Regions from separate parts of the Homo sapiens genome. Here region 2 is linked to region 1. A link is a contact called in ENCODE Hi-C data. All regions are on one chromosome and are shown on one strand. The core of a region is the stretch at or near the end of the contact, and the rest is flanking DNA. Distances in the headings are between cores, read along the strand shown. Region 1 holds the start of STAT4-AS1 (STAT4 antisense RNA 1). Region 2 holds the start of CAVIN2-AS1 (CAVIN2 and TMEFF2 antisense RNA 1).

The links. A loop is a pair of places that touch in the nucleus more often than their neighbours do. Pooled maps may share reads with other maps.
Region 2: a loop to region 1 is called in a pooled map of heart left ventricle, with 2.2 times the contacts of the local background. The contact joins the promoter of CAVIN2-AS1 here to the promoter of STAT4-AS1 in region 1. A Hi-C loop is called at or near these places in 1 of 168 maps with a recorded cell type or tissue (K562) and 1 of 50 pooled maps.

What each region holds. Positions count from the first base shown.
Region 1 is chr2:191,020,220-191,026,314 of GRCh38, forward strand. STAT4-AS1 (STAT4 antisense RNA 1) reads left to right here and starts at 1,307. Exons shown (of 3, transcript NR_136318.1): 1 at 1,307-1,336. It overlaps LOC124900514 (a long non-coding RNA gene), which reads left to right and starts at 324. Exons shown (of 2, transcript XR_007087796.1): 1 at 324-1,125; 2 at 5,424-6,095. LOC107985785 (a long non-coding RNA gene) reads right to left here and starts at 5,438. Exons shown (of 2, transcript XR_001739163.1): 1 at 5,084-5,438; 2 at 2,921-3,509. RefSeq lists enhancers at 1-436, 580-1,197.
Region 2 is chr2:191,843,021-191,849,408 of GRCh38, forward strand. CAVIN2-AS1 (CAVIN2 and TMEFF2 antisense RNA 1) reads left to right here and starts at 3,468. Exons shown (of 4, transcript NR_187184.1): 1 at 3,468-3,751. CAVIN2 (caveolae associated protein 2) reads right to left here and starts at 4,068. Exons shown (of 2, transcript NM_004657.6): 1 at 3,423-4,068. The coding sequence starts at 3,905. RefSeq lists an enhancer at 3,773-4,281.

The DNA of each region.
Region 1 (6,095 bases), core at 57-2,556:
CGGTCAAAAACCGCTCAGGAACGCTTTGGAGCCCTAGCTTTCCGAGCGCAGGTAGAGCAGCCCGGGCCCGCCCACGCCCCTGGCTTTGCGCGGTGCAGTTTGAACCGCTTCGGAAACAGCTGGCCCGGCGCGCGCGGCGGGAGGGACGCGAGTGCTCGGAAGAGCCGCCCCACGTGCTTTCGGGGAAACTGCCCGGGAGCGAGAAGGACTGGGATTGAGAGGAAACCGAAAAGCGAAAGTTAGAGCCTGCGGGAGCAGTACGCAGGCGCAGCACGCAGGCGCAGCGGGGCTTTCCCGCAGCCCGCTTCCTCCCAACGGTTTCTCCCTGGCGGCGGGCGCACTGCTCGCACGCTCGCCCTGGGGCTGCAGATCGGCTTGCGGGACGGGGTCCCAGAGAGGCCGGTCCACGCGGCCCGCACGCGCGAGTGTTAGCTCTGCACACGACGGAAGGCGGAGGCGCGGGTGGCTGCCGTTTCACCTTAGAGGGAGGGAGGGAAACGTGTCCTGATTTCTGCACCTAAGGTGCTGGAAACCTTACCCTTGCACTTCCACCGTTTCTTTCCTTGTCCTGAAAAGGTCTCTTTTACCCGCTTCACTTCGCTATCTACACAGTTTGCACTTGCACTGACTCAGATCTTGTCCTGTCTGGTAAGCTGTGACCCTCAGCCAGCCTGGGTAGCTGCCCTTGAACCAGAGGTTGGGGTCTGGCAGTTTCTATAGGCGTCCTCAGGCTCGGTCTGCAAGGGGCTTGCCTCTTTCTTCTGGGGTCTTCTCGCCCCCATGCCTTCTCAGTTGTGGTGATTATACCAGAAGGAACGTGGGAGAAGTATAATGGAGAATGCTTAGTCACTGGACAATGATTTCGAAAGTTCGGCTGGCTGAGGAAACAAGAGTTTTGTGTAATGTCTGTGACTTACTCAATGGTTCTAGGAGGCACGAGACTGAGTTTCTTTGGGCTCTGCTCGCCTACTCTTAAGGGGCTCTACCTTCTTAGGGTGAACTCGGCACCCACCTAGAACCTCCAGTGTGTGAAAGGGCCTACCTACCTCATTGGGCCCCAACCTCCAGCCTCTTGTGAGAGTGACGACCAGCCCCAAAATGGCTGCACACAAACAAGACCCTAAGGTACAGAGTCCTACTATGCAAATAGACGTTTATTTTCCCCTGTTAGAACAACACAGGACCAGCTATGTAATTTGCAGGGAGGGCCCGTTGCAAAATGAAAATGTGGGGTCCCTTACTCAAAATTAATGAAGAATTTCAAGAAGGCAACAGGAGAGCATGAAGCCAAGCGTGGAGCCCTTCTGAGTGCCTGCCCTGTGGAAGCCAGACCTAGGTGGGGAATTTGGGGGCATTTCTTGTATAGCAACCTTGTTCGATGTTCACTTAAATGAAGAAACAAATTTTATAACACCACTCACCTGTTTAAAAGCCTCTGCTGGCTTCAATTTGCAATAAGAATCCAGGGCCCGCCAATTTGGGCTCACCTACCCCTCTTACTCATCTTATCTCACCCCATACTTCACTAGGCTCCCCTCAATCCCCTTAGCCTCTTTCTGTTCCTCAGATACCCCAAGTTTTTACCTGCCTGAGCCCTATGCATACATACACTGGTCTTTTGGGATGCTGTTTTCCTGACTGTGTTCATGGACTGCCTCCTTCCCATTCTCTAGGTCTCAGTTCAGTCATCATCTCCTCAAAGACACCCTCATTGATTGCTTCTTCCAGTGACTGTATCACACTTGCAATCCTCATAACACTTGTTAAACCTATCCCTGTTTATTATTTGTCTGTTTTCATCTCTCCTCGCCAGCGTGTAAGTTCACAACAGGAGGGAGTTTGTTCTGTGTTAACAGCCTTTTCCATCCAGTATTCCATGAGACAATTCAGTCTAATCCCCCAGGGTATCTATGTGTGTAATGAATTCCCTGCTCTCCTGTATATCTAGAATGTCACTGTATGCCATCCCTGGGAGAACTGAGAAAATCGTCAAGCAAATCACTTTCTGTGTCTTGTGGTTCAGAAACCCTGGTTAAGCAAAGCAATGCCTGATACAGGCATTTTCAAATATTTCAAAAATATTTTTTGAATGAATAAATGAACGTCACTGACCAACACTGAGATCAGGAATCACAGGTTAATTCAGCCATTCAGATCTCAGCACTGGCTCTAAGACCTATCGAGCCACAATTGAGGGGGGAAGAGAATAATGAGCATGCATAGCGCAAAAAACTTCCCTAAAGGACTTTTAATGAGAGCTCTACTCCTTCACACCCCTTCCAACCTCTCCCCTCTCTCTGCCCTCTCTGGACGGCAGAGTTCTTTCCGTTTGCGGCAGTCTATCAGTCTGTGAGATGTCTAAGAAGATGACTGTCAAGCCTGACATAAGAGTGTTGTGGAGGACTTTTTTTTTTTTTGAGTCGGAGTCTTGCTCTGTCGCCCAGACTGTAGTGCAGTGGTGCCATCTCGGCTCACTGCAAGCTCTGCCTCCCGGGTTCATGCCATTCTTTGTGGAGGACTTTTACTAGGGGCAGAAGTAGTAATGCCCTTGAGTGTAATGGAGAGTTTAGGGGAAATTTCAGGAACACTTGGTTCATCTATGAGTAGGTAGATGTCTAGGATGTTAGGCATGCATGAGATAATACCTAGCATCAAAGGGAAGTTAGAGTGAGCTTATAAACTGTAATTCTAGACAATGTCTATTGGAAGTTCAGGGTGAGGTAGGGAGGAAGTCCTCTCTGTGTGATCAAAAGCAAGTGTGTTTTGGTTAATCAGGATGAAGCATAACATTGGGGGCTGTTTCATGATTTTAGAGTTTGGAGCTGTTAGGAAGAGAATTTCAGCTTAGTTTTGCAGGCAGCCCAAGGAGCAAAGGAAAGGAAGGAACTAATGACTGTTCTTGATGTGTCCAAACACCAAATCATTAATAAATATTTATTCAGGGCCAGATTGTACTAGATTCCAGGGATATAACTGTGAGCAGGGCTGTCTTGGTCCATGTACATACAGAGCTTGCTTAGAGTCTATTGAGGAAAATAGATGATATCATTTACACCAAAGGAGATAAGCACTGTGCCGGGGATGTAGAGGATGCTATGGAGGAAGCGTGGCATGACCTGAGCCATGCGCACACATGCGTGTGTGTGTGTGTGTGTATGTATGTGTGTGTGTTTGGCAGGAAGGCTTTCCAGAGCCTGAAGAATGCGTAAACATTATCCAGGTGCAGGGATATATGGGATGGGGTTGGAGAATTGAGAGGATGTGGCAGGGGAAACAGAGAGAACATGGGCCATCAAAGAAACTGAAAGTAGTTCAGTCAGTCTTGTGTGCAGATGTTTTGGTGGATAAGAAGCTGTTGGGGAGGAGTGAAGAGAGATGAGTTGAAGACTAAGAGGGGACTAAATAATACGTGACTTTGGAAAGATCTGTTGCGAATTGTGGTCTTTATCCAAAGCTGGGATTCTTAACTAGTTTTTGTGACATGGACCTCTTTGGCAGTCTGATGAAACCTGTAAGTTTTTCAGAAAATAATGTTTTTAGTTGAATAAGATAAGATGCATAAGATTCAAAAGAAAACCAATTACATTGAAATACTGATATCGGGCCAACTTTGTGATATATTAAAACCAACTTTGTGACATAGTAATATAAATGATTCTTTTTTTTTCTTTTTTTTGAGACAGAGTCTCACTCTGTCACCCAGGCTGGAGTGAAGTGGCATGAGCACGGTTGGCTGCAGCCAAGACCTCCTGGGCGATCCTCTCACCTCAGCCTCCAGAGTAGCTGGGACCATAGGTGCATACCACCACACCTGGCTAATTTAAAAAAAAATTCTATATATATATATATATATATATTCTGAGTAGAGATGGGGTCTCCTTGTGTTTCCTGGACTGGTCTCAAACCCTGAGGCTCAAGTGATCCTCCCACCTCAGCCTCCTAAAGTGTTGGAATTACAGGCATGAGCCACTGCACCTAGCCATGCACTTATTTACTAATGGCATTAAATAATAGGATTTAGCAGTGGGTCCAATTAATGCAATTTCAAAATTGTGCTTAGCATAAACAATATTTTGAGATGACTTTAATAATTATAATATGATATAAACGTGGTATGGGTTATGGTTTGCTGCCCATATAATTGAAGGAAATTAACTGTAGTTAGAAGTTAGTGGAAGTAAAACTGTAACTTTTGCCATCTAAATTCATGAGCCCTTTGAATTCTGTCCATACACCCCAGACAAGAACTGCTAATGCAGAGCATCATGAGCCATTCAAAAATTTTAAGTAGGGAGTGAAATTATCCAATTTAAGTAGAGCCCTCTGTCTACATATGAAGCTGCATGAAATTGTTTTTTATATTTACTGTAAGGAAAGAGAGAATGTCCTTCCCCATGTTTTTATGGCATCCTCTTTGTGAGTGCTCTTGTAGAAATCTTCTGTCTTATAGTGGTGGTTATACAACTATATGAGTTTGTCAGAATTCATAAGCTGACACACCCAAAAGGGTGAATTTTACTGTATGTAAATTATATGCCAATAAACCAGACTTTAAAAAGTGCATCAATAAAATCAATAAATGTTCCTGGTCAATTTGGAAAAAAAGATATCTTTACTCTGTGTCAGAAATTGGAGTATGTGTGCACAGAGGCCAAATGCTAAGCGTGGACTGTCTGTCTACAGCTAGAGCAGAATACTGGGATGGCTTGACTTTTAATTCTGTTTCTTTTACTGTGGAGAGTTGCATGGGCCTCCCAAACTGCATGAGGTAAAGAAAAATCCCTTGAATTTGCCAGAGGTATATTCATTCTTTATGATTCTTTGGTGGGGTGGGGTTCTTGCCACCTTAGATTTTGATGAAATTCATTGGCTAGTTGCCTTCTTTCAGCATTTATTACAGATGAAGGCATTGATAATCAGAACAATTAGTTAAAGTGATTCTTTAAAATAAATTTGAATAGTCATTAGCAAAATATGTATCTGTGATTGATCTGGGATGAGTGAAAGGAGAGGTGAAAATGTGATTAATATTTTGAAACTAAGAAAACCACGTGCCTTCCCTACTCATTGCTTCCTCTCTCACCATGTGATCTCTGCATATCCCAGCTTCCCTTCCCCTTCCTCCATAAGTGGAATCAGCCTAAGGCCTTCATCAGATGCAGGTACCAGTGCCATGCTTCTTGTAGAGCCTGCAGAACCATAAGCAAAATAAAGCTCTATTGTTTATAAATTACCTAGCTTTGGGTATTCCTTTAGAGTAACACAACACAGACTAAGACAGAAAATTGATACTGAGGACTGGGGGTTGCATTAAGGATACTTGCAAATGTGAAAGTGGCTTGAAACTGAATAACGGGCAGAGGTTTGGAAGAGTTTGGAGGACTCAGAAGAAGTTTGGAACTTCTTTTTTTCTTTTTTTTCAGATGGAGTCTCGCTCTGTTGCCAGGCTGGAGTGCAGTGGCACGATTTTGGCTCACTGCAACCTCTGCCTCCTGGATTCAAGTGATCCTCCTGCCTCAGACTCCCAAGACTGAGACTACAGCTGTGTGCCACCACACCTGGCTAATTTTGTATTTTTTAGTAGAGACAGGGTTTCACCATGTTGGCCAGGATAGTCTCGATCTCCTGACCTCGTGATGCACCCGTCTCGGCCTCCCAAAGTGCTGGGATTACAGGTGTGAGCCACCGTGCCTGGTTGGAACTTCTTAGAGATTGATTTAGTGGTTGTGACCAAAATGCTGATAGAAATATAGACAATAAAGGTCATGCTGAGGAAGTCTCAGATGGAAATGAAGAACTTATTGAAAACTGGAGCAAAGGTCACCCTTGTTAAACAGTAGCAAAGAACTTGGCTGCATTGTGTCTAGGCCCTATGGCTTTATAGAAGGCTGAACTTAAGAATGATGACCTAGGGTATCTGGCAGAAGAAATTGCTAAGCAACAAAGTACTCAAGAAGTGGTGTGGCTACTTTTAAAAGCCTATGCTAAATTATGGGAGCTAAGGAATGACTAGAAAGTGGAATTTATAATTAAAAGGGAAGCAAAGTGTAAAAATTTGGAAATTTCATAGCCTGGCCATGTGATAGAGAAGGAAA
Region 2 (6,388 bases), core at 2,218-4,717, 820 kb after region 1:
TAAAAATACAAAAATGAGCTGGGCGTGGTGGCAGGGGCCTGTAATCCCAGCTACTTGGGAGGCTGAGGCAGGAGAATTGATTGAACCCAGGAGGTGGAGTTTGTAGTGAGCTGAGATTCCACCATTGCACTCCAGCCTTGGCAACAGAGCGAGACTCCGTCTCAAAGAAAAAAAAGAAAAAAAATGTGTAAGTATCTTCAACCACTAACCAAAACAGACCTGTAGATTTCGGCGGGCTCAACAGGATTCCACAAACTGAAAATGTACTCTTCTCAACAGTACCATACCAAATATGCTCAGGTCATGGGATAGATTTTCCTTTCTCGCTCTCTTATTTTTACATAATTTTTTGTCTTAAATTAGAAACAGTAGATTTAATAAGGGGAAGTCTGGCATAGGGTTCAGATGGGCTGAAAATGATAAATTACCTAAAGACACTGAGTAACACCTGGTACATATTTGCCCTCCACATTCTCCACAGGTCTAGGAAGCAGTCCCCTTATGCTCCACTGTGAAGATTATGCTGTGACTGGAGGGTTCGTTGAGTAGGTCTTTTGGGAAGATTCCTTTGCTTTCATGGAGATGAGATATAATGTTGATTTCAACATGGCGGTAGTTATACAATACATGGTTCTCTGTGTGTAGCGGAGCTGTTTTAAGATCCTGGGCAAGGTGAGGTCAGTTTTTACCCAAGGACCATATTTCTAACCAAGCAAAAGTGTAGCCTTCTTTCTGAGCAAATGAATTTCAGATCCACTCAGTAATATCTTCTATTCATTGAGCACTTATACCATGCCAGTCCTTGCTAACTATTTTAAATGTTATTTCTTTCATTCCTCACTCTATGAGAGAGATAGGAGGGAAGAAGCATTAGTGTTCAAGAGTACGTGCTTTGAAATCAATTAAACATGAGTTTGAATCCCAGTTTCACCACTTGCTTACTAACTAGCTTCAGACAAGCCATAAACGTTTTCGAATCTCAACATCCTCATCTGTAGATTCGGGATAAATGAGATAAGATGCTTACCAATGTATGCTGGGTTTATTAAGTGCTTGATTTTTTTTGCTCTTATTAATATCATCAGTGTATAGATGAGGAAACAGGTTTGGAGAAGCTACAAACTGTGTCCAATATCACATATTTAGCAAGTGGTAGAACTAGGATTTGAACTACTGTTTGTGTGACTCCAAAATTTATCTTCTGAACTACTATACTGGACCACTCTCTAATACAAATTATTATTTTATCCATTGGCATAATTACTACTCTGGGGAAACTGCTACTTTTAGAAGGAACAAGAGAGTCCACTGAGGGACTGTGCTTGCATTAGTTTTATACAAAACAATCATCTTGCGATGCCTTGAGAGTTGAGAATTCTAATATCCTTTAGGCTAATAAAGGATCTTACACGGCTTAAGAAAGGTCCAGTCACTTGCCTCTAGTTTCCTGCCTCCTAAAATGCTCTTTAAAGGTGTCCTTGGGGATTGTTTTCTAAAGGGCCCAGAATGGAGTCCGAGCACATTTCTGTGGATATTCTTAGCTTCCAGTTTGGTCTTGAGCACCCCTGTTTCAGCTTTTACTCACTATATGGAGAATTTCTACCATATCTGGCTGCAATTTCACACCTGTCAATTCAATGTGACAAAACAGGAGACCATGTCAGACCCTCACAACAGCATATGCCTTTAAGTTCCCAAGCAGTTTTTTTTTAATGTCAGATTTATAATTCTCCTGAATTTCTACTAGCATATCCTCTCCATCCCTCCCCCCAACATCTGCAGAACATCCATGACAAAACAAAACAAAACCCAATCCTGACGAATTGTGACTTTCCTCTACAAGATAAATACTTTTTTCCTCCTCCTTAACTGAGGGATGGGACAAGAGATAATTTGCCTGATTCATACTGGAAGCAGGAAAATTTCCTTTGGTGTCTCAGACTTAAACAGGTCTGTACATGTTTGGTTTTGTTTGGAGATCAGTATTTAATTTAGAAATGGCTTGAGAGCTGAGATTTCTAATATCTCTTAGGCTAATAAAGTAAGGATCTCATATGGCTTAAGAAAGGCCCAGTTACAGTATCTCTTTTCAATTCATCTGGTGCATGAAAAGCTACTGCATTTGCATTAAAAGCTGAAAAGTTTTCAGCTGCAAAAGCCTGCAAGGTAGAGGAGGACATAGGCTCCCTAAACCTTTACAATATTCAAGTGCAATTTGAGGAGGACAAAAAAGCAGCGAGATGAGTCTTTCCTTTTATGGGGGTAGGAAGGCTTCTAACTTGGCAGAGCAGATTCATTTTGAAAAAGAAGACTCCCTCGGTTTAAATCCCAATTTCTAAATCTCTCTTGGGAGATGAAGGCTTTCCCTGTGTGCCTTTCACAATCAAACTGTTGGTTATAGCCTCTCCCCTCCATGGCTTTGAAATCCTCTCCTATTCATATGGTCACAACGAGACAGCCCTGGAGCGAGGATGGCAATCGCTTCCTGGGCTCTGTGCTGGCTGGATTCCACTGGGCGGAAGGGCTTCCAGCATTAGGCAGGGCTGCCCTGGGATTCACAAATGCCCACCACTTGGCGGAACAAGAGCCCCACGCAATCTCCCTGTCCCCAGATAGCCTCTTGCTACATTAATTGCATCATTGATGCATTAAAAAAAATTAAGTGGCCTTTTTATTCTAAGGCAACCGTTTGAAGGAGAAACATTTAAGACTAGCCTTTGTGACTATAACTGATAACACTCCTTTTATTTTACTTAACAGTTGTGGTCTCTCTGAACAAGGAGAGGCACGTCTAGTGTGTTTGTACTCTCTTTTTCTAGTGCATTTGCTAGAAAAGAACTCCACAAGATTGCTTTGCCCCAAAAAAGTCTTAAAAGAACAAGGCTAACTCTAATGGAATCAATCCTCTATTTGATTGGTCCCCAAAACGTTGATAGCCTTTGTATAAAGGGATAGTTTGACTTTTTGGTTAAAAAAACCACAAAATACCTCACATGATCACTTCATTTCCACTAAGAGTTAATGAACAGCCACTGAATTAATTTGCCCTGTCCAGCTAACAGCTGCAGCCAGAGCCCTAAGCTCCTAATGCAAAGAGACAAATGAATTTGACTAGGGTGCACGCACCTGCACATCTTCCCAACCTGTACAGAGTGCATCCAGGTGCTCCCTGACAAATGACCCGGGGCCTACTAAGCCCGGGGACATCTTCTTTGGATTAGTCTGTAGTGACCTGGGAAATTCCCACCCCTGTGTGAAGATTTCACATTTGCTTTCCGCAGGCAGACAGGGGACAGTGCCTTGTATGTGTGATCCCTGACAGGCAGGACAAATGTAAAAATGGCTGTGAGAGCCAGGATGAGCGAGATCAAGAATGATAAGGAGTTCCAGCCCGCCTGTAAGGAGGCATAGGGGGAACTGACCTGGAAGATGAGCACTTTGAAATGGTTGCGTCGGAGGAGCTGGGCGTGGTTGTTCTCCAGCCGCTTCACCTGTGCGCACTGCCTATCCATGCGCTCTTTGACCGCGCGCGTGTGGGCGCTGACCTTGCGGGACTTCTCCAGCAGCTTGCTCACCGTGTTGCTGGTGGAGGCCTGGTACTTGGAGAGCTTGGTGAGGTCATTCTGGATGCCCTTCACGGAGCCCTCCAAACTGATCTGTCGCTGCTCCATCTTGTGCTGGTTCTCCTGCACAGCGTCTAGCATGTTCACCAGCTTGTCCAGGAGCGTGAGCACCGTGACTGCGTTCACCTGTGAGTTGTCCCGGATGGCCTCCTCTGTGTTCCCTAGGTTCAGGCTGGGGCTTGGTGTGGAGGAAGGCATCGGGCTGGGGCTCGAGGGCTTTTCCTGCCGCATGTCAGACCCAGGGTGCTGGAACTTTTCGGCCTGTGCAGCGTCCTCTCCCATGGCTAGGCAGGTGGGAACGTTCTTTCTCTCTGGGAGCTGCTTCTTGCTCGGGTGAGAAGTTGCGGTGGTGAGGGTGTAGGATGAGGCCCGCTGGTTGGAGCTCAGGGCACCAGTCTCCAGGACTGGCAGAGGTTCAGACAGGCAACAACTGGCTACGCTGATCAGGGGAACTGCATTCCAGCTGCTCTTAAAGGCCCTACTCCACCCAGTGGGAGGAGAAGTTTACAGAACTGAGAACCATTTAGGGTTCAGACGTATGCACACACTTCCTAACCGCGTTCTGGGCACAGGACACTTTGTTGCAGGTTTAGCTTTTCTTTCCTGTTCCCCTTCCCTTTCAATGTCATATTTCAATCATGACTTCATCTAGAGGCGGAGAAAAACATGCTAACTTGGCCCAGCTCCACAGCTTCCAATTGGCTAAAGCTGGTAAACTTTTCTCTGGCTGCTATGCTGCAGATGCAACAGGGTGCCTGTTTCTTTTTCCTGGATACAAGTTATTGTAACGGAAAGTATTGTTTGCATTTGCCCTAGAACTGACTGATGGGTTGCAGAACACCGGGTGTCCTACTGGGAGGCATAGAGTTTAAAGGGTACTGCAGCCAAGTTTGTATTATTAGTTTCTCATTTGCAAAGGAATGGGACTAACTCTGATAATGATAAGGAAAACAGCTCAGTTCTTATTACTCTTGCAGTTGCAGATACAAAATAAGTTAAAAGAGATTGAACTTCAGGGATATTTAAAAAAAGTAATACTGCTGTTATGACTGTTATGTAATATATGGAAACTTTTTGAATGACCACATTTAAAAAAATGATTGTTTTTTTCAAGAAGTGAGACTGAGGAAAAATAAAATGTGGTCTTTTTAAGAACCTACCGTGATGATTTGTTTTAACTAACTTTGAGTTGGTGAGGAGAGACTTTCTCAAATGCCCATCTCTGCAAGGCATTTATTGACACGTGCCCAGAAGTGTCTGTTGGCAGGCTGAGTTGGAGTTTCTCAAGTGGTTCTAATGTTTGACATTTTAAAATTCCTGCTCAGTGAAGTGGCACACCTGTTCTCAAATGTGGCCCTCCTCAGCTGAACCTTGGGATGTGGGGCTTATTTTCCTAAAATGGCTTTACATGCTTGAGTTGATTTTAAACGTATCCAGCCTTTGAAAGTGCTTTCAGCAGGAAGTTTGTAATAGGCCTTCTATGAACAATTTTGAGACGAACAAATGCCAGCTCATACCAGGTCAGGGATTGATAATGGAACAATGCCATTCGTCAATAGTAACACCTACATGTAAGCCAATCAATCAGCAGGCCATTGGTTATCACGTTGGTTGAATCTCTGCCTTCTGCTATATGCATGAAGCACTATCCAGAAGACATTGGCAAAGCATGACGGAGACCCTGCTCTCAATGAGTATAGCTGCCAGTTAGGAAGATGAACTAAAGATATTTACAGAGGCCTTCAATTTCTTCAGATAATTGGTGCCACCAAAACCCACTTAAAGCAAATGCTTTAAAAATAGAGACCAAAAAAGGTGAAAAGAAGGTTTGGTTGAGATGTTATCTTTTAAAAAAGTAAGAACATTATTAAAATTAATTTACCTTATATTTAATAAAATTTAGTTGGTCAAAAATGTGTTAAATATTAGAATAAAGGATGAATCAAGTGTTGATTTTAAGAAGCATAATTTTCTAACAAAATTATATGATATCATGACACGACGTCCTTTTACATTTGACTTTTGTGGGCAAATCATAGAGTGTCACTATTTCAAAAATATTTGAGGGCTTCATCAATTTTCCAAGAGCCTCTCTTAAATTTTGACATTCAAATCATTTCTTTTTGAAGCACTTATTGTGCCATCATCCATGTAGATTTGTTCTTCTTCAAATGTTAATGTTAACTATTCCAGCTGCAGATTCTCATTTGTCAGAGGAGTTGCCCATGATTCAAGGGCTTCTCTAACATTACCTTCATCAACTTCATGATTTCCTACATATTTTGCAAAATTTGCGATTTCACATTATAATCACTTCACCCTGATTTTGCATTGATTTGCGCTGATTTTGCATTGCATTGTTGGATATTGTATAATCAGCTAGATGAATAGAGACATTAAAGAGATGGGGTGTGAGGTGGTAAAAGGAAAGAGGCTAGTTGTTAAATAGAAAGAAAGGTTTGCGTGTGGGCTTATTTATTTTTAAAATATATATTTTGAATAACACAAGTAATATCAGTCATCTATTGCTGTGTAACATACCAGCATGAAACTCAGTGGCTTAAAATAACGTTTTATTTACTCATGATTCTGTGGTTGGCTAGTCAGGGCTCAACTAGAATGGATTATTTCTGCTAGGCATATGCATTCATCTGTAGTTTGAGCTGAGGAATCTGAGATGGACTCATTCACGTGTCTGCCTCCTCAGCTGGGGCAACTAGGATATTGGGATTTCTCTCTTTTCCATTTTTCAGCCTCTGGGGCCT